Regions from separate parts of the Homo sapiens genome. Here region 1 is linked to region 2. Evidence: read pairs that join two places in POLR2A ChIA-PET (ENCODE). Cell type or tissue: K562. All regions are shown on one strand. Links, peaks and the distances in the headings refer to the core of each region. The heading gives the core; the rest is flanking DNA. Region 1 overlaps CASTOR2 (cytosolic arginine sensor for mTORC1 subunit 2). Region 2 holds the start of CCL24 (C-C motif chemokine ligand 24).

Region 1 (14,795 bases), core at 2,909-10,908, 820 kb after region 2:
CTGCCTACAAAGAGCTGGAAAGAGGAGCAAATGCCAGAAAGTACCCAGTGTGGGTGCTAAGTGCTGTTAAAAAACTCCAGGTGGGAGGCCGGGCGCAGTGGCTCACATCTGTAATCTCAGCACTTGTGGAGGCCAAGGCAGGGGTATCACTTGAGCCCAGGAGTTTGAGACCAGCCTGGGCAACATGGTAAGACTCCATCTCTACAAAAAAATTTAAAAATTACCTGAGCATGGTGGTGTGCCCCTGTAGTCTCAGCTACTCAGGAGGCAGAGGTGGGAGGATCACTTGGGCCTGGGAGGCGGAGGTTGCAGTGAGCCGTGATTGCACCACTGCACTCCAGGCTGGGTGACACAGTGAGATCCTGTCTTAAAAAAATAAAATAAAAGATGCAGGCTTGATTCCTGCAGGGTCACCATGCCCTGTGTCAGCCAGACTCTGCCAAGGTCACCTGCTAGCTTGCCTGGGAACAAGCCAGGACCTTTGGAATTAACGGCCTGGCCTGCCGGGTGCGGTGGATCATGCCTGTAATGCCAGCACTTTGGGAGGCAGAGGCAGGTGGCTCACCTGAGGTCAGGAGTTCGAGACCAGCCTGGCCAACATGGTGAAACCCCATCTCTACCTCTACTAAAAATACAAAAAATTAGCCAGGTGTGGTGGTGCACACCTGTAGTCCCAGCTACTCGGGAGGCTGATGCAGAATTGCTTGAACCGGGGAGGTGGAGACTGCAGTTGAGTCGAGATTGTGCCACTGCACTCCAGACTGGGTGACAGAGCGAGACTCCATCTCAAAAACAAACAAACAAACAAAAAAGAGCCTGGCCAGCGGGGTTTTGAAACAAGCCCAGAGCCTTCACTGCTCAAGTGACCCACCCACCCAAACCAGAGAGGCTCTGCAAACATGCCCCAAGACAGGTGTCTTGGATGTTATGGGCGCCTGTTTACAAAACATTCTCGGGCCTTACTTAAAGCAGGTCCTTTCTCAGCCCACTTGGGATTACAGCACCAGCCTGGAAGGACAGGGGTGTTTCTTGCAAAGTGTGGCCCGTTCTGTCTGGAATGAGGGAGTTTGGCCACATCTCCTGCAGCCTATCCAAGTGAGGGAATGAAGGGATCAGGGCCTCACCTGCTTCTGGAGACCGCCCACCCCTGCCCCTGCCAGCCAACTTCTGGCTGCCTCCCTGCTGATGTTTTACTGATGTGGCTAATAGTAGCATTCATGCATTCATTCATTCCTTTAGAGACAGTGTCTTGCTCTGTCACCCAGGCTGGAGTGCACTGGCATGATCATAGTTCACTGCAGCCTCCAACTCCTGGGCTCAAGCGATCCTCCCACCTCAGCCTCCTGAGTAGCTGGGACTATAGATGCACATCACCATGGCTGGCTAATTTTTAAATGTTTGTGGAGACGGGGTCTTGCTATATTGCCCAGGCTGGTCTCGAATTCCTGACCTCAAGCGATCCTCCCAAGCCTCGGCCTCCCAAAGTACTGGGATTACAGTTGCGAGCCAGTGCACCCAGCTGACAGGGGCCTTTTAAAACACGCAGTGAGTGGCCGGGCGCAGTGGCTCATGCCTGTAATCCCAGCACTTTGGAAGGCCAAGGCAGGCGGATCACAAGGTCAAGAGATCAAGACCATCCGGGACAAGGTGAAACCCCGTCTCTACTAAAAATACAAAAATTAGCTGGGCATGGTGGTGTGCACCTGTAGTCCCAGCTACTCGGGAGGCTGGGGCGAGAGAATCACTTGAATCTGGGAGGCAGGGGTTGCAGTGAGCCAAGATCACGCCACTGCACTCCAGCTTGGAGACAGAGCGAGATTCCGTCTCAAAAAAAAAAAAAAAAAAAAAAAAAAAAAAAAAAAGCAGTGAGTGATAGAAGTGTTTCGGGGCCACAGTTCATGGGGCTTTTCTTCCCAGAGGAAAATCAGGGGGAGGGTGAGTGCCCAGCTTTGTTCTGCTAACCAGCTGCAGCTTTTTCATCTGTTTCTCCTGGGTTTTCAATGGGTCTCTCCTGTTATTTACATTTCATTTCTCCTGTCCTTAGCAACTAGAAGCTGCCCTTTCAAGTTTTACTTAGAAAAAGGCCCTTAATTGGTTCTGCAATTGGAAGGGCGATCCTGAACAGGAGTTATTTTGCCTTAAGATAGAAAATAAGGTCGGGCGCGGTGGCTCATGCTTGTAATCCCAGCACTTGGGGAAGCCGAGGCGGGTGGATCACGAGGTCAGGAGATCGAGACCATCCTGGCTAACACGGTTAAACCCTGTCTCTACTAAAAAAAATAAAAATAAAAATACAAAAAATTAGCTGGGCATGGTGGCGGGCGCCTGTAGTCCCAGCTACTCGGGAGGCTGAGGCAGGAGAATGGTGTGAGCACAGGAGGTGGAGCTTGCAGTGAGCTGAGATCGCGCCACTGCACCCCAGCCTGGGCAACAGAGCGAGACTCCATCTCAAAAAACAAAAAAAAAAGATAGAAAATAAAATGTGCTTGTGTCACGGGCGACCAGGAGAATCCAATCAGACAGCGTGGGTGATGGTGTTTGGCAAATTCCAGGGTGATTATGGAGAGGCAGCGTTACCAAAGGGGACGGATAGGGCAGAAGAAATCACAAAGATCTGGGGGAAAGCCCCAGGAACCCAGGCTCCCCTCCAGGAGATCTCAGTCCTTGTAGACAAGAGTATACCTTCTGCTTGTCAGGTCTTGGTGCAAAATAATCACTGATTTTGGATCTCCCCAATTCTCATGGTCCCCAGCCCAACTTCCTTTCACCCCCACCAGCCTATCACCTCCCTAGCCATGGTGATATCCATCATAGTACTGAGATTAATCACTTCCACGTCTGTCTGCCTTTTTTTTTTTTTTTTGAGATGGAGTCTCACTGTCGCCCAGGCTGGAGTGCAGTGGTGCGATCTCGGCTCACTGCAACTTCTGTCTCCCATGTTCAAGCGATTCTCCTGCCTCAGCTCCCCGAGTAGCCGGGATTACAGGCGTGTGCCACCATGCCCCGCTAATTTTGTATTTTTAGTAGAGATGGGGTTTCGCCATGTTGGCCAGGCTGGTCTCCAACCCCTGACCTCAGGTGATCCACCCACCTCAGCCTCCCAAAGTGCTGGGATTACAAGTGTGAGCCACCGTGCCCGGCCCCATTTCTGTCTTTGCGAGCAAGAGACAAGGCTGCATCTCCTCCTCCAGGGCCGCCATGCCCAGCACAGGGCTTGGTACGAGGTCTGTAATCAGTGTGACCTTAATGAATGTGCTGTAGAATGATTCCCATTTCACAGACGGGAAAACCGAAGCTTAGTTGGGTTAAAGGAGTTAGCTGCCTGGGGTCTGCCGAGCCGGGGCTGAACTGCCTCTATGGGTTGGGGGCTTTCTGAAGGCAGGGGGGACTTGTAGCATACGCCCCATGACTCAGCATTTCCATTCTGAGACATCCACCCTTTACAGATATGTAACGGGAGACACAGACAAGAGGATCCGTGACAGCCTGTTCTCAGTAACAAAAACCTGGCCACAGCCCAGACGCCCATCAGCAGAAGAGGACATGAAGAATGGCAGAATATTACCCAGCAGGCAACACATGAACCATCCACAGTGTTAAGCAAAGAGATAAACAAGTGTCAGCAATGTCACAGCACTGTGGGTTGAAAAACAAGTCCCCAGACATTGTGTATGGCAGGGTAGACTTTTTACAGAGTTACAAGTACCTATGATTAAAAAAAAAAAACAAAAACACCTGGTCAGGCACAGTGGTTCATGCCTGTAATCCCATCACTTTGGGGAGGCCAAGGCAAGCAGATCACTTGAGGTCAGGAGTTCGAGCCCAGCCTGGCCAACATGGTGAAAACCCATCTCTACTAAAAATACAAAAATTAGCCTGGCATAGTGGCACATGCCTGTAATCCTAGCTACTTGGGGGGCTGAAGCACAAGAATCGCTTGAACCTGGGAGTTCGAGGCTGCAGTGAGCTAAGATCACGCCACTGCTCTCCGGACTAGCAAGACTCTGTCTCAAAAAAAAAAAAAAAGGCAATGCTTTGGAGTTGGCAGTCCGATCCTGTGGTCTTGGGCATATTTACACAGCTCCTGAGCCTGTTCCCCAAACTTCCAAGAGGGGTATCTACTGTCTGCCTTCAGGAACCAGGGTGAGGAATCAATGTCCCTTTGCAGATAAAAGCACCAGGTGACCAGCCTGGGCAACACAGTGAGATCCTGTCTCTACAAAAAATAATCTAAAAAAAAATATTAGCAGGGCCTGGTAACATGCACCTGTAGTCCCAGCTACTCAGGAGGCTGAGGAAGGAGGATTGCTCGAGCCCAGGAGGTCGAGGCTGCAGTGATGAGCTATGATTGCACCACTGCACTCCAACCTAGGTGACAGTGTAAGACCTTGTCTCAAAAATAAAAAATAAAATTAAAAAAGCACCAGGCGGCTGGGCGCGGTGGCTCATGCCTGTAATCCCAGCACTTTGGGAGGCCGAGGGGGGTGGTTCACCTGAGGTCAGGAGTTTGAGACCAACCTGGCCAACATGGTGAAACCCCGTCTCTACTAAAAACACACACAAAAAAATTAGCCGGGCGTGGTGGCAGGCACCTGTAATCCCAGCTACTCAGGAGGCTGAGGCGGAAGAATTGCTTGAACCTGGGAGGCGAAGGTTGCAGTGAGCCGAGATCGCGCCACTGCACTCCAGCCTGGGTGACAGAGTAAGATTCTGTCTCCAAAAAAAAAAAAAAAAAAAAAAAAAAAAAAGCACCAGGCATGCTGTGGTTGCTTTCATAAACAGCATCCATGCATCCATTTCTGGTTTTGGTTAATGGCACGACACTTCCCTGGTCTTTCCCTGACATAACCAGAAGCTCATTCAACCTTCTGTGTTCCTTACACCAGAGCTGAGAACGCACACCGAGACACACAACCTCTGACCTTTCCAAGCATGCAGACAGTTTTGTGTCAACATGCTGAAGACCACAATGGAAATATTTGACCCTAAAGCAACCTGCAGTCCTGCCCTGACACTATGAATTGGGACGCAACATTCTCTGGAGGCCTTGCTATTAAAGGACTTTGGGGACACGCTGGGGCATGGGCTGGAGTTGTTGTCCTGTCACATGGTAACTCTCGGAGTGGCCCTGGTTCCCGGTCACACTCATCTCCTGCGGCCACCACCACTCCAACCCTACCGTGTACTGCTGGCCTGTGGGGCTGGGTGTTCCTGGGGGCCCCTCGGCTGGCCCCATCCTTAGATGACCCCTGCCCAAACTCACCCTCAGCAAAGACATGCAGCTCAGAAATCCCCCTTTCCTGCCACCGGGGCCCATCTACCCATTGCTGGGTGAGCTTAACCCTCCCTCCCCCAGACCTCTTCCACCCCTGCCCCTCTGCCACGCTCAGCACCCCAACACACACCCCAGATTTCCTAAGACACAGACCAACTGGGGAGGGCACCCTCTCAGAAAGTCTCTGATCATTCGCCCATCTTTTTTTTTTGAGATAAGGTCTTGCTCTGTTGCCCAGGCTGGAGTGCAATGGTGCAATCATAGCTCACTGCAGCAGCCTCAGACTTCTGGGCTCAAGTGAGCCTCCCAACTCAGCTTCCCAAGTTGCTGCAACTACAGGTGCACACCACCATGCCTGGCTAATTTTTTTTTTTTTTTTCTGAGATGGAGTCTCGCTCTGTTGCCCAGGCTGGAGCGCAGTGGCGTGATCTCGGCTCACTGCAAGCTCTGCCTCCCAGGTTCATGCCATTCTCCTGCCTCAGCCTCCCAAGTAGCTGGGACTACAGGCGCCTGCCACCACACCTGGCTAAATTTTTTGTATTTTTAGTAGAGACAGGGTTTCACTGTGTTAGCCAGGATGGTCTCGATCTCCTGACCTCGTGACCCGCCCGCCACGGCCTCCCAAAGTGTTGGAATTACAAGTGTGAGCCACCGCACCCGGCCTTTTTTTTTTTTTTCATTTTTTTGTAAAGACAGGGTCTCACTATATTGCTCAGGCTGGTCTCGAACTCCTGGCCTCAAGACATCTTCCCGCCTCGGCCTCCCAAAGTCCTGGGGTTACGTGTGAGCCACTGTGTCAGCCACTGTGCCCGACCTGTCCACCCATCTGATCCCTTCTCTCTGGCCTCAGGAAAACAGCACCCTGGCAAACTCCTTCCCCCTTTCATGACTCTCCCAAGCACCTCCCTGAGCTGTCGGTTTCATACTTGGCTTCTTAGTCTTAGCAATAAATAGGATCAAGTTTCTTATGTCCTAAAAAAAAGAGTCTTCCTTCATCCCCATCTCCTCCTGAGGCCACCTCCTTACCCCGACCCCCTGCCATTGGGCCACCTCCTCAAGCCCTCCAGGGTATCCCGCTCCGTTCATCAGTGACCTCCCTGAGCCCAGCCCGATGACGTCTTCCCTCATGCCTCCCTGCCCTTGACCTGTTGCCTGGACCCACATGGCTGGCCAAGGCCTCCCTGGAATCTGCAATCTCCCGCACGGTCTCCTCTGACGTCTTGGACACTGACAGTCCTCTGCTTCCTGTGGTGGCTGCTCTTCTCCTCCCCAGCGTAGGCAGCTCTCAAGGGGTCCTCTCTCATCTCCTATTACACCCTGTCCCCAGATGCTCACTCCTGGGCTTCCAACCACCGTGGTCCAGGCTCTCCCTGCAGACTTGCACTTCTCTCCCTGCACCCTGGCTTCAACCACCTTGGTTGATTCTTTTTTTTTTTTTGGAGATGGAGTCTTGCTTTGTTGCCTAGGCTGGAGTGCAGCGACACAATCTCGGCTCACCGCAACCTCTGCCTACCAGGTTCAAGCAATTCTCCTGCCTCAGCCTCCCAAGTAGCTGGGATTACAGGCGCCTGCCACCACGCCCGGCTAATTTTCGTATTTTTTAGTAGAGATGGGGTTTCACTATGTTAACCAGGCTGGTCTCGAACTCCTGATCTCATGATCCACCCGCCTCGGCCCCCCAAAGTGCTGGGATTACAGGCATGAACCACCACACCCGGGCGGTTGATTCATTTGTCCCATCAACTCTCTGACATAGTTGTTGCTGCCCATTTGACAGATGAGGAAACTGAGGCTTAGAGAGGCTGAGCCACCACCCTATAGATGATCCAGGTCGCAGCTGGTCCCCTCGCCCTGCCAGAGTTGTTGACATGTGCCCTCACCCTGACGGGGTGAAAGAGAATTGCACACCAGTCGCTGACTCTCAAAATCCATTGTTCCCCCCACCACCCAACCCTGGCCTTGGCCTGGAGCCAAGCACCAGGGCAGAGCTGAGGCCCAGGGTGGCCCCTGATCTGGGCCGAGAAGCTGAGTAGCTGAGTCATCTCTGAGAAGAACATTCCCATCTTCAATCGCTGCGGCTGCCTGTTGTGGACGGCCCGGCTGACACGGGTAACTTGATCTGTTTACTCTGGGATTCCTAAGCCCACAGAGTGAGGCCCTCACACGGGGCCTCTCCCCGGGCATCCTGGGCGAGGAGCCCTGGCCCAGCCAGAGTCCCGTTCCAGCAACAGACCTGAAACCCCAAGGCAGAGGGGGAAGGAGGGTGCAGCAGGGGAGAGACACTTCCAGGTAAACTTGCCTGGCAAAACCTTTTCTGAGATGTCTGATTTATGAACCAGCTAAAGTAGCAGAGAGAAGAGAATTACAAGTGTTTTTTTTTTTTTTTTTAATCTGTGGCACAGTTTACCACCAGTTCACCAGCAAATAAGAAAGGGGGGTGCCAGGCACGGTGGCTCACACCTGCAATCCCAGCACTTTGGGAGGCAGAGGCGGGTGGATCACTTGAGACCAGGAGTTCGAGACCAGCCTGGGCAACATGGTGAAACCCTGTCTCTACTAAAAATACAAACATTAGCTGGGTGTGGTAGCAGGTGCCTGTAATCTCAGCTACTCCAGAGGCTGAAGCAGGAGAATCACTTGAACCCAGGAGGTGGATGTTGCAGTGAGCAGAGATCACACCACTGCACTCCAGCCTGGGTGACACAGTGAGACTCGCTCTCAAAAAAAAAAAAAAAAAAAAAAAGACAAAGGAGGACCTTCAGGGAACCACCCAGATGTAGAGGTGGGGCACGGAGAAGCCCAGAATCAAGTCTGGAAAGCTATTTTTGTTGCCTCCTCCAGTACTGGAATCCTGAACAGAGACTGGCCCAGCCTGCATTTGCATACACCTAGGGATGGGGAACTCACTTCTTTCTGGAGCAATTAATTCCATCCTGGGGGTAGATGACTTCTAGAAGCTCTATGTGCCTTCCTTTTTCTTTTTCTCTTTTTGAGATGGAGTCTTGCTCTGTTGCCAGGCTGGAGTGCAGTCACGCGATCTCTGCTCATGCAACATCCCCCTCCTGGGTTCACGCCATTCTCCTGCCTCAGCCTCCCGAGTAGCTGGGACTACAGGCGCGTGCCACCACACCCAGCTAATTTTTGTATTTTTTAGAAGAGATGGAGTTTCACCATGTTGGCCAGGATAGTCTTGATCTCTTGACCTCATGATCCACCTGCCTCGGCCTCCCAAAGTGCTGGGATTACAGGCCTGAGTCACCACACCTGGCCCTTTTCTGTTTTTTAAGAAACAGTGTCCCACTCTTTCCCCCAGGCTGGAGTGCAGTGGTGCGATCATAGCTCACTGCAGCCTTGCACTCCTGGGCTCAAGCAATCCTCCTGCCTCAGCCTCCCAAGTAGCTGGGACTACAAGCATGCACCACCATACCAGGCTGATTTAAAAAAATCTTGAGGCCGGGCACAGTGGCTCACGCCTGTAATCCCAGCACTTTGGGAGGCTGAGGTGGGCAGATCACGAGGTCAGGAGTTCGAGACTAGCCTGGCCAATGTGGTGAAACCCCGTCTCTACTAAAAATACAAAAAATAGCTGGGCATGGTGGCCTGCACCTGTAGTCCCAGCTACTCTGGAGGCTGAGGCAGAAGAATCGCTCGAACCCAGGAGGCAGAGGTTGCAGTGAGCCGAGATCATGCCACTGCACTCCAGCCTGGGTGACAGAGCAAGACTCCGTCTTAAAAAAAAAATCTTTTCGTGTAGAGACAGGGTCTCACGATGTTGCTCAGGCTGGTCTTGAATTCCTGGCCTCAAGCCATCCTCCCACCTTTGCCTCCCGAAGAGTTAGGATTACAGGATTGAGCCACCATACAGGGCCCTACAGTTCCTTGATTAGCATCTTAAGGGGAAAGACTTTTAGCATGGAATAGATCATCTTTAGACAAAAACCCAGGATCAGAGAAGGGATGGGATCTGCCAGAGGTCACACTTTGCACGAGACAGGACCAGAACTGGGAAGACCTTTCACCTCCAGCAGTGACCCATCCCCCTGAGCCCCACCCAGACTCTTCCTGGTGTCTACCTGCTGTGTGCCACTCGATTCACCATGCCCCCAGCCTGCCCTTCACCAAGCCCTCTTCGATTGACCCCTTGGGGACCTCAAATCCAGCCTTTTTCATCCCTGCTGTCATCTTCCAAGCCTCTTCCTGGGTCTCCTGAGACCCTGTCCATCCACGCTGCACAGTAGAGGCAAAGGCACTTCTCAAAGCACAAATGTGATGACCTCACTCCTTGGGTCAAGCACCTCCCATGGCTCCCACTGTCTCCACGATAATACCAAGGGCCCCAGGATGGCTTCCAGCTCCATGATTTGGGCTGTTTCTGTCCAGCCCCCATGTGACCACTGCTGGGCCCCTCCTCGTTCCTTAGTGTGCCATATCCTCCCCCGGGACCCTCATTCCACTCCCCAGCCTTCAGGTCTTAGGGTTGACACCTTCACGAACCATGCTCCACTACGTCCCCTCCTCAACACGACCCACACCTCCCCTCCAACCGTCAGTGCCTACTTAGGGAGGTGTCTGGCCATTAGATCACTGCTGAAGTTTACCAACTCCACCCTGGCCTGGGCTGCTGAGTGGGCAGAGACCAAGGAGGCTTTGTCACTGCTACCCCAGCTCCCAGTTCTGGGCGAGCCTTGTAGTATTTGCTGATTGACTCTGCACCTGTCTTGGGTGCCAGGGGCTGCTCCTGGCCTGGGGTGGGGTGGGTAGGGGCACTGGGGGCTGGACAGGAGGGTGGTGTGCCAGGCAGACAGGGCATCCCCTGCTCACTATGGAACCTTGGCCCACTCCTTGTCCCGGCTTCAGTTTCTCCAGCTGTACAGTGAGATGACTAGCGTGGGCAATCCCTGCAGTCCCTCCAGGGATCACGGTCCCATGCTTCCCTCATATCCAGTTATGGAGAATGTGATAAAGGCCACTGCGTCTCCCACTACCAGGCAGGCAGGGCACCTTCATGGGCTGAGGACCTACAGATGCTCACACCTTCCAGCTCGCCCAACTATAGTGTGGCTCGTGGTTAGGTGCGAGGGCATTTTCTTTTTCTTTTCCTTTTTTTTTTTTTTCCAGACAGGGTCTTGCTCTGTCACCCAGGCTGGAGTGCAATGGCACCAATCACAGTTCACTGCAGCCTCTAACTCCTGGGCTTACGTGATCCTCCTGCCCGAGTAGCTGGGACTACAGGTGCATGCCGCCACACCCAACTAATTTCTTATTTTATTTATGCTGGGACTATAGGCGTGTGCCACCACACCCAACTAATTTCTTATTTTATTATTTATTTCTGAGACTGGGTCTCACTCTGTCACCCAGGCTGGAGTACAGTGGCACGATCTCAGCTCCCTGCAACCTCTGCCTCCCGCATTCAAGTGATTCTCCTGCCTCAGCCTCCCGAGTAGCTGGGATTACAAGCACCCACCACCACACCTGGCTAATTTTTGTACTTTCAGTAGAGATGGGATTTTGCCATGTTGGCCAGGCTGGTCTCAAACTCCTGACCTCAAGCGATCCACCCGCCTTGGCCTCCCAAAGTGCTAGGATTATGGGCGTGAGCCACCGCACCTAGCCTAATTTTTTATTTTTTTGTAGAGACCAGGGTCTCACTATGTTGCACAAGCTGGTCCTGAACTCCTGGCTCAAGAGATCTTCCTGCCTTGGTCTGCCAAATTTGCTGGGATTACAGGTATAAGCCACTGCACCTAGCCAAAACATGTTTTTTTGTTGTTGTTGTTGTTTTTTGTTTTTGTTTTTTTTTTTTGAGATAGAGTCTCGCCATCCAGGCTGGAGTGCAGTGGCGCAATCTCGGCTCACTGCAAGCTCCACCTCCCGGGTTCACTCCATTCTCCTGCCTCAGCCTCCCGAGTAGCTGGGACTACAGGCAACCACTACCATGCCCGGCTAATTTTTTGTATTTTTAGTAGAGACGGGGTTTCACTGTGTTAGCCAGGATGGTCTCCATCTCCTGACCTTGTGATCTGCCCGCCTCGGCCTCCCAAAGTGCTGGGATGACAGGAGTGAGCCACCGCACCCGGCACCAAAACATGTTTTTAATGAGATAAAATCTGAGCTTGGGTCATGGTTTCTTATAGATGTGTATTTTTTTTTAACCCCAAACTCAGCGTTTACAATTGCGGCATAACTTACTATAACAAAATGTACAGATTTTCAGGTGGGCAATTAGATGACTTTTGGCAAGTGTATATCCCCCATTTAACCAGCACCCTGATAAGTATACTGGACATTCCCATCATTGCAGAAAGTGTTCCGTGCTCCTTTCCCAACAACTGGAGGCAGCCACTGCTCTAGTCTCTAGTGCCGTGGATTCACTGTGTCTGTTTTGTGCTTCAAATCCATGGAAACACACACATTATGTCCTATTTTCTGCCTGGTTTATTTTGCTCAATAAATTATTTTTGAGATTAATCCAGGCTGGGTGCAGTGATTCATACCCATACCCAACATTCTGGGAGGCTGGGGTGGGAGGATCGCTTGAAGTCGGGAGTTCAAGACCAGCCTGGGCAACATAGTGAGATCCCATCTCTACAGAAAAAAAAAAAAAAAATAGGCGGACACAGTGGTTAGTCTCAGCTACTCAGGTGGCTGAGTTGGGAGGATTGCTCGAGCCTGGGTGGTAGAGGCTGTGGTGAGCTATGATTGCGCCACTGCACTCCAGCCTGGGTGACAGAGCGAGACTCCATCTCAAAAACAAAACAAAAATTACCCAGGCATGGTGGCATGCTCCTGTAGTCCCAGCTATTTGGGAGGCTGAGGCAGGAGGACTGCTTGAGCCCAGGAGGTCCAGGCTGCAGTGAGCTATAACTGCACTACTGCATTCCAGCCTGGGCAAAGCAAGATCCTGTCTCAAAAAAAAAAAAAAGGCCAGGCGTGGTGGCTCACGCCTGTAATCCCAGCACTTTCGGAGGCCGAGATGGGCGAATCACGAGGTCAGGAGATTGAGACCATCCTGGCTAACACGGTGAAACCCCGTAAAATTTTGTAAAAATACAAAAAAATTAGCCGGGCATGGTGGCGGGCGCCTGTAGTCCCAGCTACTCAGGAGGCTGAGGCAGGAGAATGGCATGAACCTGGGAGGCGGAGCTTGCAGTGAGCCGAGATGGCGCCACTGCACTCCAGCCTGGGTGACAGAGCAAGACTCCGTCTCAAAAAAAAAAAAAAGAAAAATTCCCTCCAGTGTTATGGCTGAATGCCCTAATATTCTACAGTAATAGAAACACAGAATATCTTCTGCATTTTGAAATGCAATGTGGAATGAAAAAAAAAAAAAGCATGCCTCAGAAGATCGCAGGCTGCCAGGTATCTTTTCCATACATATAAATGGGATGAAAGCCTTTGCAAAAATCAAGGGAAAGATAAATGTAGGCAGACAGCAGTTACCATCACTGTCATGGTCGCTGTGGGGGGCAGTGTTATTCAAATGATAAACAAACATAAAGTAAAAGCAGGATCAATAAGTACGTCACGAACCAAAAATTCTGAGTCATCAAATTCTGCATGCCTGAGGTCCACCAAAAAAAAGGAGCGTGGGCCGGGTGCGGTGGCTCACGCCTGTAATCCCAGTAGTCTGGGAGGCCGAAGTGGGCAGAACAAGAGGTCAGGAAATCAAGACCATCCTGGCTAACATGGTGAAACCCTGTCTCTACTAAAAACATAAAAAATTAGCTGGGCGCAGTGGCAGGCACCTGTAGTCCCAGCTACCCGGGAGGCTGAGGCAGGAGAATGGCGTGAACCCGGGAGGCGGAGCTTGCAGTGAGCCAAGATCGCGCCACTGCACTCCAGCCTGGGCGACAGAGTGAGACTCAGTCTCAAAATAAATAAATAAATAAATAAGTCGGGTGTGGTGGCGGGCACTTGTAATCTCAGCTACTTGGGAGGGTGAGGCAGGAGAATTGCTTGACCCGGGAGGCAGAGATTGCAGTGATCCGAGATGGCACCACTGAACTCCAGCCTGGGTGACAGAACCAGACTCCGTCTCAAAAAAGAAAAAAAAAAGGAGTGACCCGTGACCATCGGCCATCTCTGGACACAGATGAGCAATGAGCAGTGAAAGCCAGAGGCCAAGAGTGAGAACAGTTTAATATCAATTTTTGTAAAATATTATTAAAAAAAAAAAAAGGCCAGGCGCAGTGACTCACACCTATAATCCCAGCACTTTGGGAGGCCAAAGCGGGTGTATCACTTGAGGTCAAGAGATCAAGACCAGCCTAGCCAACATGGTGAAACCCTGTCTCTACTAAAAATACAAAAATTGGCCAGCTGTGTGGTGCGTGTCTATAATCCCAGCTACTCAGGAGGCTGAGGTGGGAAAATTGCCTGAACCTGGGAGGTGGAGGTTGCAGTGAGCCGATATCACGCCACTGCACTCCAGCCTAGGTGCTCTGTCTCGAAAAAAAATAATTAAATTAAAAGAAAAAAAGAAAACCAGACAGAACCTTCTCACTGCTCAGTCTCTGTCTTCCCTAGCCACTGTGAGAGGGGCCTGACTCCCCACGGGGGTGATGAACAAGCCCTCGGGAGACCAGAGGCATGGCCTTCCTGGATCACACAAATTGCCTGAATTGGTCTCCCTTGGGCCACCTGTCCCTGCCCTCTGCGGGAGAAAGGCCCAGACTGCAGGAGAATCTGCCCTCCCAACAGATGTGTGTGTTTGAGCGACTTAAGAACCTTCCTTCTTCTATGGGAGGATTTAGGGATCCTGGCATCTTTTTTTTTTTTTTTTCTTTTTGAGACAGAATCTCACTCTGTTGCCCAGGCTGGAGGCGTGATCTTGGCTCACTGCAACCTCCACTTCCCAGGTTGAAGCAATTCTCCTGCCTCAGCCTCCCGAGTAGCTGAGATTACAGGCTCCCGCCACCAGGCCCGGATAATTTTTGTATTTTTAGTAGAGATGGGGTTTCACCATGTTGGCCAGGCTGGTCTTGAACTCCTGACCTCAAGTGATCTGCCCACCTTGGCCTCCCGAAGTGCTGAGATTACAGGTGTGAGCCACTGCGCCCGGCCGGTGCTGGCTTTAGACAACAAACACTCCTTGGTAGCATAAACACAGGGGAAGATCCTAATGGTTGAATTTTTTTGTTGTTATTTAAAGTCAAGGTCTCGCTCTGTCGCCCACGGTGGAGTGCACTGCCAGCCTCAAACTCCTGGGCTCAAGAGATTCTCCCACCTTGCCCTCCAGAGTAGCTGGGACTACAGGCGTGTGCCACCACACCTGGCTAATTTTTAAAAATTTAAAAAATTTTATCAAGATGGGGGTCTTACTACATTGTTCAGGCTGGTTTCCAACTCCTGACCTCAAGTGATCCTCCCTCCTTGGCCTCCCAAAGTGCTGGGATGACAGGCGTGAGCCACTGCACCTGGCCAAACCATTTGTTTTTCATGGGATATTCCAGACATACGTGGTGTGCAGGGCAGGGCCTGCAGTATAGGTAGGAGCTGTGCTGTCTTAAAATCACCA
Region 2 (14,795 bases), core at 3,946-11,945:
TCCACCGCCTAGGCCACCCAAAGTGCTGGGATCACAGGCGTGAGTCACCATGCCCAGCCTGAACCTCAGTTTCCTTACTGGTGACATGGGGACAATAAGAGGATAAGATGAGTTCAGAGGAGCCATGTAGGGCTTTAGGGGAACAGCTGAAGGGATGCTGGTCTGGTGGCGTTTCATGGAGTCCCTCACTGAAGCTTGAGGCCTACTCCCTCCACCATCCTGGGAGGTGCACAGTCACACACCCATCTTTTAGTAAATGAATTAAGCTTCACAGAGGCTAAACACCTTGCCTGGGCCACCAAGTGAGCATATGGTTGGGACGAGGCTCAAACCCAGGAGTGTCTACCTCTAGGGCCATGCCCTCCCCATGGTACTACACTGTGTCTTGAGCTGGGTGGGGCAGTTGAGGCTGTCTAATCTCCCTGGGCTTCCAGTTCCCAGCCACAAAGTGTCGGGACAGGTGAGACTCCAAAGGTTCTTCTTGTTCTGATTTTTTTTCTTTTTTTTTTGAGATGGAGTCTGGCTCTGTCACCCAGGCTAGAGTGCAATGGTGCGATCTTGGCTCACCGCAATCTCTGCCTCCCGGGTTTAAGCTATTCTCCTGCCTCAGCCTCCGGAGTAGCTGGGATTACAGGCTTGTGCCACCACACCTGGCTAATTTTGTTTTCTTTTTTTTTTTTTTTGAGACGGAGTCTCGCTCTGTCGCCCAGGCTGGAGTGCAGTGGCGGGATCTCGGCTCACTGCAAGCTCCGCCTCCCGGGTTCACGCCATTCTCCTGCCTCAGCCTCCCAAGTAGCTGGGACTACAGGCGCCCGCCACTACGCCCGGCTAATTTTTTGTATTTTTAGTAGAGACGGGGTTTCTCCATGTTGATCAGGCTGGTCTCAAACTCCTGACCTCAGGTGATCCACCCGCCTTGGCCTCCCAAAGTGTTGGGATTACAGCCTTGAGCCCCTCCCTTGTTCTGATAATTTATTGGACATCCAGACCTCTCCCTACCTGCCCTGCCTGCCTCGGGCATCTACCAGAACCCCTGGAAGCCCCACAGCCCCTGCAGACTGTTTTTATCCATGAATGGTCCCCCCAACACATGCACTCAAGTTTGAAACCCAAGTGTTATCCTAGACAATCCTTCCTTTTCCTCAACCATATGGCATCAGAGCTCAGCAAATGGAATCCTGAGTAATCCTCAAATCCATCCTCTTTTTTCCATCCTAACTTCCTCCACCTCTCCATCCTAGATTCCCTACCACAGGCTTCCCACCAGTTCTGCCACATGACTTACTGCAGCCAGAGTGATTTCTTTAAGGCTCCAACCTGGCCAAGTCACCCCTCTGCTTTGACTTCATCTCTGTGGCTTCCAGGGCTTGAAATACCCTTCTCTGCCCAGTTTCCTCCCTGTCAAGCCCAACTCCCCTTGGTCAGCCTAACTCAGCACAAGGGGCACCTCCTTCAGGAAGTTTTCTATGACTTCTGCTCTCCACTGTGGCCTCGGTAGACCTCCTCCATCTGGACACTTATCACCTGTGTCATAATTGCCTCTGTCTCTCAAGGCTAGTGTGAGAGTTCCCCAAGGCAACACCTGTATATAGTTTTTCTTGGTATGCCTGGGATGGGGCACCTGGTATATAGCAGGGTTCGATGAGGGATGGATGGATGGATGGATGGATGGATGGATGGATGGATGAATTGATGGATAGATGGATGGATTAATGAATGGATGGATGGATAGATGAGTGGATGGATAGATAGATGGGTGGAGGGATGGATGGATGGATGGATGGATGGATGGATTAGTGAATGGATGGATGGATAGATGAGTAGATGGGTGGGTGAATGGATGGATGGGTGGAGGGGTGGATGCATGGGTGGGTAGGTGGATGGGTGGATGGGTAGATGGATGAAGGGTGGATGGATGAATAAGTGGATGGATGGATGGATGATGGATAGATGGGTGGATGAGTGGGTAGATGGGTGGGTGGGTGGGTGGATGGATGGATGGATGGATGAGTGAGTAGATGAATTAATGGGTAGGTGGATGGATGGATACCTGAAACACCTCCCTTGGGGCTGAGTTCCTCTAGCTTAAGGGTCTGGTTCCTGCTAGATGGTGAAGACTTGCATGTGCACTGCCAGGCGAGGTGGCTCATGCCTGTTATCCCAGCACTTTGGGAGGCCAAGGCTGGCAGATCACCTGAGGCCAGGAGTTCGAGACCAGTCTGGCCAACATGGTGGAACCCCGCCTCCACTAAAAGTACAAAAAAATTAGCTGGGTGTGGTGGCGTGCGCCTGTAATCCCAGCTACTCGGGAGGCAGAGGCAGGAGAATTGCCTGAACCAGGGAGTTGGAGGTTGCAGTGAGCCGAGATTGTGCTGTTGCCTGGACGACAAAGCAAGATTCCATCTCAAAAAAAGAAGGAGAAGGAGAAGGAGAAGGAGAAGGAGAAGGAGAAGGAGAAGGAGGAGGAGGAGGAGGAGGAGAAGAAGAAGAAGAAGAAGAAGAAGGAAGAAGAAGAAGAAGAGGAAGAAGAAGAAGAAGAAGAAGAAGAAGAAGAAGAAGAAGAAGAAGAAGAAGAAGAAGAAGAAGAAGAAGTAGTTTACTAAAAGCCCTTACATCCGTAACTTTCTAGGATTCTAGAATCACATGAGATCATGGGTAAAAAGTGGCCTCATCCTCCCCGCCCCCACCATTTCATAGATGAGGAAATCAAAGCTTGGGAGGAGTGAGCAAGTTGCCCAGGCTCATACAGCCAGTTTTTAGCAGGTCAGGGACTAAAATATGTCACTACACCATAGCTGCCCATCTTGGGCCTATGGTTTGACCTAAAATTCAGTTCAGACCTTAGTAAGAAGACACAGGATTTTTTTTCTTTCTTTCTTTGTGTGTGTGTGTGGTCTACTTTTACCCTAATTAGGGCCATCAGATCCAGTGCCCCCTTTCTGGGACCCTTCCTCAGGTATTTAAAGTCATTTATCTTCAGAGATGACAGCCCCCTTCTTTTATTTATTTATTGAGAGATGGGGATATGTTATGTTACCCAGGCTAGTCTTGAACTCCTGGGTTCAAGCGATCCTCCTGCTTCAGTCTCCCAAATAGCTGGGACTACAGGCATGCACCCCAGTGTCTGGCTAATTTTTCGTTTATATTTTGTAGAGTTGAGGTTTCACTATGTTGCCTAGGCTGGTCTCGAACACCTGAGCTCAAGCAATCCTCCTGCCTCAGCCTCCCAAAGTACTGGGATTACAGATGTGAGCCACATCGCCCAGCCTATGAATATATATATATATATATATATATATATATATATTTTTTTTTTTTTTTTTTTTTTTTTTTTTTTTTTTTGAGACGGAGTTTCACTCTTGTTGCCCAGTCTGGCGTGCAATGGTGCGATCTCCACTTACCACAACCTCTGCCTCCCAGGTTCAAGAGATTCTTGTGCCTCAGCCTCCCGAGCAGCTGGGATTACAGTCATGTGCCACCACGCCCAGCTGGTTTTGTATTTTTAGTAGAGATGGGGTTTCTCTATGTTGGTCAGGCTGGTCCCAAACTCCCGACCTCAGGTGATCTGCCCACCTTGGCCTCCCAAAGTGCTGGGATTACAAGCGTGAGCCCTGGCCCTCATATTTCTTACCTTAGGGAAATCTTGTATTACTATAATATATATATATATAAAGTTCCTTAAAGTCCCTTATTAAAGAGGGTGACCATAACAAAACATTTAAATAAAATGAGAAATGTTCCTTCTTGTATCATGGCTGGTGGTCCTACACTTGGGGAGAGGCCGCTCTGGCCAACACGCTACTTCTCAGATGGAGAAACCGAGGCCAAGAGAGGGACAGGGTCTGTGCTGGAGCCATCAGGGGTTCTAAGAGCCTCACACTGCTGTGGGTCACCTCCCACCCACCCTCCAGCCTCCTCCACACATGCTGTTTCTGCCCCTGCCAGGTTCCCACTTCTACTGCTTCCCTCTTCCTCTTTCTAATTTTTTTTTTTTTTTTAAAGAGTCCGGGTCTTGCCATGTTGCCCAGGCTGGACTTGAACTCCTGGGCTCAAGCAATCCTCCCACCTCGGCCTCCCAAAGTGCTGGGATTACATGTGTGAGCCATTGCACCTGGCTCTTTCTCTTTTTACCTAACCACTCCCTTTCTTTTTTTTTTTTTTTTTGAGACGGAGTCTCACTCTGTCACCCAGGCTGGAGTGCAGTGGTGCGATCTCGGCTCACTGCAACCTCTGCCTCCCAGGTTCAAGCGATTCTCCTGCTTCAGCCTCCCGAGTAGCTGGGACTACAGGTGCGTGCCACCACGCCCAGCTAATTTTTGTATTTGTAGTAGAGATGGGCTCCCATTTCGGGAGCTAAGTGGCCCTGTGATGGTGTCTGCTCACTTATCCTTGCAAGGCATCAGCTCTTCCCTCGTAAAACAGGGTTGGTAATCCCTGCCTTAACAATTTCCCTGTATAGAGCATAAAGATTAGGAGTTTTGGTTGGGTGAGGTGGCTCATGCTGGTCATCCCAGCACTTTGGGAGGCCGAGGTGGGCGAATCACTTGAGATTAAGAGTTTGAGACTAGCCCAGCCAACATGGTGAAACCCCGCCTCCACTAAAAATATAAAAATTAGCCAGGCATGGTGGTGTGCATCTGTAATCCCAGCTACTCGGGAGGCTGAGGCAGGAGAATTGCTTGAACCTGGGGGGCGGAGGTTGTAGTGAGCCAAGATCATGCCACTGCACTCCAGCCTGGGTGACAAAGAGAGACTGTGTCTGAAAACAAAACAAACAACAACAACAGCAACAAAACATTGGGTGTTTTGGCCCAGTGCGGTGGCTCATGCCTGTAATCCCAGCACTTTGGGAGGCCGAGGTGGGTAAAACACTTGGGGTCAGGAGTTGGTGACCAGCCTGGCTGACATGGTGAAATCCCATCTTTACTAAAAAAACAAAAACTAGCTGGGTGTGGTGATGGGTGCCTATAATCCCAGCTACTCAGGAGGCTGAGGCATGAGAATTGCTTGAACCCGGGAGGTTGAGGCTCCAGTGAGCTGAGATCAGGCCATTCCACTGCAGCCTGGGTGACAAAGTGAAACTCTTCTCAAAAAAAAAAAAAAATTGGATATTTTGTGTTTTTTAAGGCCTTGGAAAAGCCCTTAATGGGTATTACTAATCTGGGGTGAAGCACCCCACCCCACACACTCCCACCCAATGACCTTCTGCTCGCCCACTCCTGTTGCAACATGGGGATGGCAGGCATCCCCGCCCTATTTACCCCAGCCTCACTCTTCTCCTGAGTGCTGCCTCTGTCTGACCATCCTTTCTCCCCCCAACTTCCTCCTCCCCACACACCACACTCCCGGCACCCACTGAGTGAGAAAATGCAGGCAGTCAACCGGCATCCCCTCTGAATCACTGGGGAGCAAAAATTAGAAGAGCTGTCATAAGACATCATGATGAGCTGGGCACAGTGGCTCATGCCTGTAATCCCAGCGCTTTGGGAGGTCGAGGTGGGAGGATTGCTTGAAGCCAGGAGTTGGAAACTAGCCTGGGCAACATAGGGGTACCCCATCTCTACTAAAAATTTAAAAAATTAGCTGGGCATGGTGGCGTGCACCTGTAGTCCCAGCTACTCAGGATGCTGAGGCAGGAGGATCGCCTGAGTCCAGGAGTTGGAAGCTGCAATGAGCTATGATCACACCACTGCACTCCAGCCTGGGCAACAGAGTGAGACCTTGTCTCAAATTTTTTTTTTTTTTTTTTGGCCAGGTGCAGTGGCTCACACCTGTAATCCCAGCACGTTGGGGGGCCGAGGTGGGTGGATTACCTGAGGTCAGGAGTTCAAGACCAGCCTGACCAACCTAGTGAAATCCCGTCTCTACTAAAAATACAACAATTAGCAAGACACGATGGTGGGTGCCTGTAATCTCAGCTACTGGGGAGGCTGAGGCGGGAGAATCGCTTGAACCTCGGAGGTGGAGGTTGCAGTGAGCCAAGATCGCGCCACTGCACTCCAGCCTGGGCGACAGAGAGAGACTCCGTATCAAAAATAATAAATAAATAAATAAATAAAATTTTAAAGAAAAAAACCTCTGCATGTATAAAGGGCCTTCCCATGACTTTTCTCACTTAATCCTCCCTAATTGCTCTGCCAGCAGAGGATAATTACTGTTGGCTGATGGGGAGGTGAAGGCAGACAGGGGCAGGTGCCAGGCTAATGAAGCCCTGAGTTGGGCTCTCAGCATTTTTCACTCTGTAAGCATAGGCAGTGAGATCAGGTGCTACCAGCCTCCCCGACTTCAGTCTTGCCTCCATCAGGGGACCCGCCTTGCTGACTTACCTTGTGTACACGCAGGCTCCAGTTGTGCTCTGTGGGCAAAACCCACACAGGAGTCCCTGGTCCAGAGGAAGTTGTTTCAGAGTTGATCCATCATCTATTCATTCTGCAAATGCTGGCCATGGCACAGGTGATTTGCTCGGCACTTGGCGGGTATATAAATTTATCTCAAGGCGTTCAGGTCAAGCATGAGACTGAGACGCAGACACCCAGCTGGCCACCAAGTGACGAGTACCACTGTGCTCCCACTATGCCACTGTGTGGGTCTTACATCGGTGTGTGCCCTGGAATCCCAGAGCAGGGAGGTTGGAGAAGGCAAATGGAGAGAACCGTAGGGAGGGGTTGGGTATGGGAGTGTTGGAGACAGCACAAATCTTTCTTATGGTTAGGCATAATTGAAGCCTGTCAGTAGCAATATGAACCTGTGATCAATTAAGCAGCTGACCAATTGTTACCTCCTCCTCCTTGTTCTTGTTACCCAATAATTACAAAGGGCTGTAGAGCCTCCGTGGCAGTCAGCCACATGGGAGTGGCAGGTGAAGGGAGTCTCTGATCATGAGGTCCTGACCTGGGATCCTGGAATCGGGGGTGGAGTGAGGTGGGAGCCATGTCCCACTCTGCCTCATAAAGTTGCCTCAGTCCCTTACAACTGAACTGGACGTTATGACTTACAGGCTTCCGCGTAGTTGCCAGTGCCTTCTGTCCTCCAACCTCAGTGCAGCTGTCAGCTATGAGTCCCTCCTGAACTTTCCTCCTGGCACAATTGGCCAGTTTTCCCGTGGTTTTTTTGTTTTCTTTTTATTTTTTTTTTAAAGACGGGGTTTTGCTATGTTGAGCAGGCTGGTCTTGAACTCCTGGGCTCAAATAATCCTCCCACCTTAGCCTCCCAAAGTGCTGGGATGACAGGCATGAGCCACCTCACCCAGCCTTTCTTTTTTTTTTTTTTTAAGAGACAGGATTATGCTCTGTCACCCAGGCTGGAGTTCAGTGGTGCTCACCTAGCTCACTGTAGCCTCAAACTCCTAGGCTCAAGTGATCCTGCCCCCTCAGCCTCCCAAGTAGCTAGGACTACAGGCGCATACCACCGTGCCTGGCTAATTTTTCTATTTCTTTTGGAGACAGGGTCTTGCTATGTTGCCCCTGCTGGTCTCAAACTCCTGGCCTCAGTCAATCCTCCCGCCTCAGCCTCCTAAAGCATTGGGATTACAGGCATGAGCCACCGCTCCCGGCCCCTGGTTTCTCCTATGTTTCCCTTCCTCCCACCCACCACCCCCATACCTTGTCCTGGGTCAGGGTCCCCAAAGCAGACCCTTGGCAGGGATTCATGGGCTTGTGGTTTATTAAGAGATGCTTCCACGAGAGACCATCGGGGGACTGGGAATCTGGTCGGCGCGGGAAGGGGCCAAGCAAAGTCCGGCTGCACAGAGAGTCACAGATTTGACCGAGTTGGAAACTCAGGAAACAGGGTAGGTCATGCTGGATCTGGAGTCGGCATCCCTCTGGCAGACATTGGCCACCTCAGAGGATGTGAATTTCCAGGCATTTCCCACTTCCCTAGAATCTTGGTGACTAAGTGGCTCCGGCAACTTGAGGGTACAGGCGATGGCTGTTGGGACTTCAAGGCCACCGAGAGCTGATGGAAAGCGGTCCTGACAGCATCTGCTTTGCTCTGTCAAGACTTGTCATGGACTGATTGATTGATTGGTTGATTGATTGATTTTAAGACAGGGTGTTGCTCTGTTGCCCAGCCTGGAGAGGCAGTGGTGTGATCACAGCTCACTGCAGCCTTGAACTCCTGGGTTCAAGTCATCCTTCCACCTCAGCCTCCCCAAGAGCTGAGACTACAAGCCTGCACCACCACGCCTGGCTAATTTTTTTATTTTTTATAGAGATAGGGTCTTGCTTTGTTGCCTAGGCTGGTCTCAAAGTCCTGGCCTCAAATGATCCTCCCACTTGAAACTTCCAAAGCACAGGGATTACAAGCATGAGCCCCCGTGCCCAGCTGACCTCTCATTGTCTGTTACACACACTTGATCACAAATCTGTCTCCCCATTAGAGTCCTCCCAGTGCCTGGCACAGACCACATGCCTAATAAATAATTGGGTGAATGAATGAATGAATGAATGGAAGGGAGAAGATAGGGATGACTCTGCCCATTTTCAGCTGAAGTAACTGAGGCTCAGGGAGGTGAGTGACTTATCCAGGATCCCACAGGGAGTGGCCAACACAGCCAGGATCCCATGGGCCTTCTGACAATGCATCCAACACCTTTGAACTTGGCCTAGGTGGGGTGATGTCCCCTCCCCCAGTTCTTTCGTTCGGAGCCCAAGATAACCCTTGACTCAGCTGGGCAACAACGGGACAACAACTTCCTCTTTCCAGACCACAGGCCTCAGGATTTTCAAGGAAGCGTGGAGGGGGCTCGGGGGCGTGTTTCCTTCTAGTTGCCCCATAAAGGGCAGAGGGAGGGAGTTTGGGGTACTCTGCAAGGACCCGAGCTATTTATCCCTAGGTCCTTTCCTCCTGCACGTCAGCTTTGAGCCCCGAGCTGGTGCTTCTGCTCTCTGAGACATGGCAGGCCTGATGACCATAGTAACCAGCCTTCTGTTCCTTGGTGTCTGTGCCCACCACATCATCCCTACGGGTAAGACCTCCGACAGGATGCAGTTCCAAGGGCATGGCTGGGATGGCACAGTGGGGGGTGCAGGACTGACCAGCCTGGGGCTGGAGGGAAGCGCTGGGGAAAGGGTGGCCCAGTGAATGGACTGGCGGTGTTTGGTGCAGGGTTCAAGCTCCAGCTCTGAGGCCCAGAGCCAAGGGGAGGCTGGGAAAAGACGTGGCTCTTCTCTCTCTCCTCTTCTAGGCTCTGTGGTCATCCCCTCTCCCTGCTGCATGTTCTTTGTTTCCAAGAGAATTCCTGAGAACCGAGTGGTCAGCTACCAGCTGTCCAGCAGGAGCACATGCCTCAAGGCAGGAGTGATGTAGGTATCCTTCATGGGCACGTGGCAGGAGAGGGGTGGGGGCAGGTGCAACTCCAGGGTCCCTGAGAAGCAAGGTCAGCCAGCCCCAGCTCTGTGCATCCCTGGAGAAGTCACCTCCCCTCTCTGGTCCTCAACTTCCTTGCCCATAAAACTAGGAGGAGGATATATTTATTTTTTTAATTTCATTTTTCTTTTTAGGAGATAGGGTCTTGCTCTGTCACCCAAGCTGGAGTGCAGTGGCACGATCATAGCTCATTGCATTGCAGCCTCAACCTCCTGGGCTCAAGTGATCCTCCCATCTCAGCCTCCCAAAGTGGTGCTAGGATTACGGCCATGAACCACCACACCCAGCCAGGAGGAGGATTTTTTTTTTTTCCCCTGAGACAGAGTCTCTATCACCCAAGCTGGAGTGCAGTGGTACGATCTTGGCTCACTGCAACCTCCGCCTCCCAGGTTCAAGCAATTCTCATGCCTCAGCCTCCCGAGTAGCTGGGATTACAGGTACGCACCACCATGCCCGGCTAATTTTTGTATTTTTAGGAGAGACAGGGTTTCACCATGTTGACCAGGCTGGTCTCGAACTTCTGACCTGAAGTGATCTGCCCATCTCAGCCTTCCAAAGTGCTGGGATTACAGGCGTGATCCACCAGGAGAAGGATTTAGATTCAATATCTACTGAGCACCAAATATATAACAAGTCACTATTCAGGGGCACAAGACAATATCTTATCTAATTCTCTCAACAATTCTATGGGGTAGCGATGATTGTTCCCATTTTACAGAGGACAGCTGAGGCTCAGGAAGGTAACTTGCTCAAGGTCACGTGGGCTGACATGTGTCTGTCCTCCAAATAGCTTCATAAGTAGTAACTGTGAACTCATTTTGTAAACAGAGGCATGAAATAGAAATACAATAAGAAGGCCACGTGCAGTGGCTTACATCTGCAATCTCAGTGCTTTGGGAGGCTGAGGCAGGAGGGTTGCTTAAGGCCAGGAGTTTAAGACCAGCCTAGGCAACATAGTGAGACTCCGTTTCTGCAAAAAAATAAAAAAAATTAGCTGGGCATGGTGGCATGTTCCTGTAGTCCCAGCTACTCAGGAGGCTAAGGCGGGAGGACAGCTTGAGCCTGGGAATTTGAGGCTGCAGTGAGTTATGATCGCCACTTTATTGCAGCCTGGACAACAGAGTGAGACCCTGTGTCAAAAAATGAAGATGACATCATCTCAGCAACTTGCAAGGAAGCCTTACTGTCTCTGGGCGTCCACATCCCCCCCGCCATGAAGTGGAGTGGCCCAAGGTCCCTGTCGACCTCAGCTGATCCCCTGTCCCTTTCTTCCACAGCTTCACCACCAAGAAGGGCCAGCAGTTCTGTGGCGACCCCAAGCAGGAGTGGGTCCAGAGGTACATGAAGAACCTGGACGCCAAGCAGAAGAAGGCTTCCCCTAGGGCCAGGGCAGTGGCTGTCAAGGGCCCTGTCCAGAGATATCCTGGCAACCAAACCACCTGCTAATCCCCGCCCAGCCCTCCAGCCCTGAGTTTGGGCCTGAGCTGCTTGGCGGGCTACTCGGGGCCTGGAGAAGCCACAGTGATGGGGGGAAGAGCTAATTTTCCTGTTTCTTAGCAACACTCTCCAGGGATGTGTCTCTTCTATGAAAAACCCGAGGGAGCAGGTGATGTGGTTCCCGGGGGCTGAGCAATGGCTCCAAGCATCCAAGGCCCCTTGCCTTTCTGGAGCTGGGTGAGAAGATCCCAGAAGGAGAGCAGTGGCAACTCTTTGCCTTCTCCTCCTGACCTGGTTCTGATGCTTTTTCTTTTTTTTTTTTTTCTGAGACGGAGTCTCGCTCTGTCACCCAGGCTGGAGTGCAGTGGCACAATCTCGGTTCACTGCAACCTCCGCCTCCTGGGTTCAAGTGATTCTCGTGCCTCAGCCTCCCGAGTACCTGGGACTACAGGTGTGTACCACCACACCCAACTAACTTTTGTATTTTTAGTAGAGATGAGGTTTCACCATGTTGGCCAGGCTGGTCTCAAACTCCTGGCCTCAAGTGATCTACCTGCCTCGGCCTCCCAAAGTGCTGGGATTACAGGCATGAGCCACCACACCCAGCCTACTCAAACTTTTATGTTGAAAAAAAAAAATCATAATTTTTTTTTTTTTAAAGGAAATGAACGTGGAGGACTGGGGTGAAGGGCCAGCCTGGGTAGTTTAATCTTTTTGGGAAGACATGACTTTAAGGAGATTCCCTGCTTTGTGACAGGTTGCTCCATGCTGTCTTGGGGACAAGGGCCTGTACTGCCTTCAAATCTGGGCTCACCCCACATTTTGGTGAGGGGAAGATAGGGTGGGGGGATTAGGGGGAGAAAAGACTCTAGCTTTTTTTTTCTATGCATGATATACTGTGTGGGTTTATCAAGAGTGTAGACACAGTTGCTGTTCTCAAATAATAGGCCAAATAAAATGCGATTCTTTTTTTCTTTGAAGGTTGTTGTGTCTTGTGTGTTCTTTTTTTTTTTTTCTTTTCGTTTTGAAATGGAGTCTCGCTCTTGTCGCCCCAGGCTGGAGTGCAATGGGACGATCTCAGCTCACTGCAACCTCTGCCTCCCAGGTTCAAGCAATTCTTCTGCCTCAGCCTCCTGAACAGCTGGGGCTACAGGTATCTGCCATCATGCCCTGCTAATTTTTTTATATTTTTAGTAGACACAGAGTTTCACCGTGTTGGTCAGCCTGGTCTCAAACTCCTGACCTCAGGTGATCCACCCGCCTCAGCCTCCCAAAGTGCCGGGATTCCAGGTGTGAGCCACTGCGCCCGGCATTTTGTGTTTTTGACTCTCCTGGAGGGGGTAGGGTTGGGCTGTGACCAATGGTGTACGTGCCCCAGAAAGCATCCCAGGCTGCCTCTCCAAGGTTGGAGGGGAAGAAGACAGCCGGAGCCCAAAGCATCTGGGAGTGACCTTGCCCTGCCGCTGGGAGTCCTGTTATTGACTTTGAAAAACACACATGCACAGCTAGGTTCAATTAAATAATTTAAAAAATTTTTGAGACAGGGTATCACTCTGTTGCCCAGACTGGAGTACAGTGGTACAATCATAGCTCACTGCAGCCACGAAATTCTGGGCTCAAGCAATCCTCCCACCTCAGCTTCTCTAAGTAGCTGGGACTACAGGTGTGCACCACCACACCCGGCTAATCTTTTCATTTTTTGTAGAGATGAGATCTTGCTTTGTTGTCCAGGCTGGTCTAGAACTCCTGGCCTCAAGCAGTTCTCCCACCTCGGCTTCCCAAAACACCAGAATTAAAGATGTGAGCCATTGCACCAGGCCCCAAACAAAAATTTTTTTTTTTTGAGATGGAGTTTCTTTCTTGTTGCCCAGGCTGGAGTACAATGGCATGATCTCGGCTCACTGCAACTTCCACCTCCCGGATTCAAGCGATTCTACTGTCTTGGCCTCCCAAGTAGCTGGGATTAAGGCACACACCACCACGCCTGGCTAATTTTGTATTTTTAGTAGAGATGGGGTTTCACCATGGTGGTCAGGCTGGTCTCGAACGCCTGACCTCAAGTGATCCACCTGCCTCAGCCTCCCAAAGTGCTGGAATTACAAGGATTACAGGCATGAGCCACTCTGCCTGGCCCCAAATTTTTAAAATATTTCAACAAACATGTTATTGCACAAGGAGTTATTATGGGTATTAGGAGGCTAAAAAAATGATACACGATGATGTCTTGCTTCAAAGAATTAGAATTATAACATGAACACACTCGTGAATCAAGAGCACTATGGGTTCAAAGCCAATTCTGCTTTACAAGTTGCATGACCTTGAAAGAGAAAAACTCTTTTTCTATGCTCGCGACAGTTTTGACACCAAATATGTAAGTTTTCCACACCATGCAGCTTTCCAATTCTCTGGCTGAGTGCAGTGGCCCATGCCTGTAATCTCAGCACTTTAAGAGGCCAAGGTGGGAGGATCTTGTGAGCCCAGCAGTTCAAGACCAGCCTGGGTAACATAGGGAGATCCTTTCTCTACAAAATAATAATAATAATAATAATAATAATAATAAATTTATTTATTTTGAGACGGAGTCTTGCTCTGTCTCCCAGGCTGGAGTGTAGCGGTATGATCTCAGCTCACTGCAACCTCCACCTCCCAGGTTCAACCAATTCTCCTGCCTCAGCCTCCCAAGTAGCAAGGACTACAGGCACATGCCACTGCATCCAGCTAATTTTTGTATTTTTAGTAGAGATGGGTTTCACCATGTTGGCCAGGCTGGTCTCAAACTCCTGACCTCAAGTGATCTGCCCGCCTTGGCCTCCCAAAGTGCTGGGATTACAGGTGTGAGCCGCTGCGCCCAGCCTACAAAAAATTAAAAAGGTAGCTGGATGTGGTGGTGGTGCAAGCTACTTTGGAGGCTGAGATGGGAGGATTGCTTGAGCCCAGGAGGTTGAGGCTGCAGTGAGCTGTGATCACGCCACTGCACTCCAGCCTGGGCAACAGAGCGGGACTTTGTCTCCAAAAAAAAAAAAAGAAAAGAAAAAAAATGGGTGCATGATCAGAGGGGCATGGATGGTGGCTCACGCCTGTAATCCCAGCACTTTGGGAGGCTGAGACAGGCACATTGCTTGAGCCCAGGAGTTTGAGACCAGCCTGGGGAATATGGAAAATCTCATCTCCACAAAAATAAAAATAAAATTAAAAATTAAAAAAAGTGCATGATTTAGCAGAGGACAATCAGAGCTCAAACCACTGGGAAGTGGCATGAGACCCTGTCATGGAGAAAACTCGCAATTGTCTAGAAGAATGTTCTCCCAAGCTGGGAAAGAGCCGAGACCAAAGAACTCAGAGAAGTCCAGCCTGGCGAGTAGGTGAGTGTGTGAGGATTTACATATAGGGACTCCTAGCTAGCAGCAGGACCACTGCAGAGATCCACCCCGCTACCCATCTCTATGCTGCTTTGAAGCTAATTTTCTGGCTCTTTGCCTATTGTATGCAATGAGACTGTCTGCCTTGGCTATGTTCCCGGATATGCTCTGGGACTTTTGGGTTCTCCGCGACACCTGCCCCTTGGCTCAGCACCATGGCCTGGGAGGTGAGGTTTAAGCAGCAGACATATAAGGGGTCCCAATCCAGACCTCAAGAGAGGGTTCTTGGATCTCACACAAGAAGGAATTCAGGGTGAGTCCATAGAGTAAAGTGAAAGCAAGTTTATTAAGAAAGTAAAGGAACAAAAGAATGGCTACTCCATAGACAGAGCAGCCCTGAGGGATGCTGGTTGCCCATTTTTTATGTTTTTTTCTTGATGATATGCTAAGCAAGGGGTGGATTATTCATGCCTACCCTTTTTAGACCATATAAGGTAACTTCCTGATGTTGCCATGGTGTTTGTAAACTGTCCTGGCGCTGGTGGGAGAGTAGCAGTGAGGACGACCAGAGGTCACTCTCATTGCCATCTTGGTTTTGGTTGGTTTTAGCCAGTTTCTTTACCACAACCT

Evidence for each region. Peaks named below come from ENCODE experiments on the same cell type or tissue, not always from the same donor. Only the 100,000 strongest peaks of a DNase experiment are listed, where the experiment ranks them.
Region 1: POLR2A ChIA-PET joins it to region 2 with 10 read pairs; 2 of 35 experiments call an interaction of 5 or more read pairs at or near these places.

What each region holds. Positions count from the first base shown.
Region 1 is chr7:74,986,669-75,001,463 of GRCh38, reverse strand. The region is part of intron 1 of CASTOR2 (cytosolic arginine sensor for mTORC1 subunit 2); the gene reads right to left. Among named protein-coding and RNA genes, the nearest start is that of CASTOR2, 29 kb to the right of the region's middle. RefSeq lists enhancers at 6,180-6,685, 6,878-7,498. In K562, for the core only: no CTCF peak of the experiment used is centred there; DNase peaks (open chromatin) are centred at 3,423 and 7,333.
Region 2 is chr7:75,807,816-75,822,610 of GRCh38, reverse strand. It overlaps CCL24 (C-C motif chemokine ligand 24), which reads left to right and starts at 8,805. Exons shown (of 3, transcript NM_002991.3): 1 at 8,805-8,968; 2 at 9,188-9,305; 3 at 10,647-11,786. The coding sequence starts at 8,896. The coding sequence ends at 10,815. In K562, for the core only: no CTCF peak of the experiment used is centred there; a DNase peak (open chromatin) is centred at 8,660.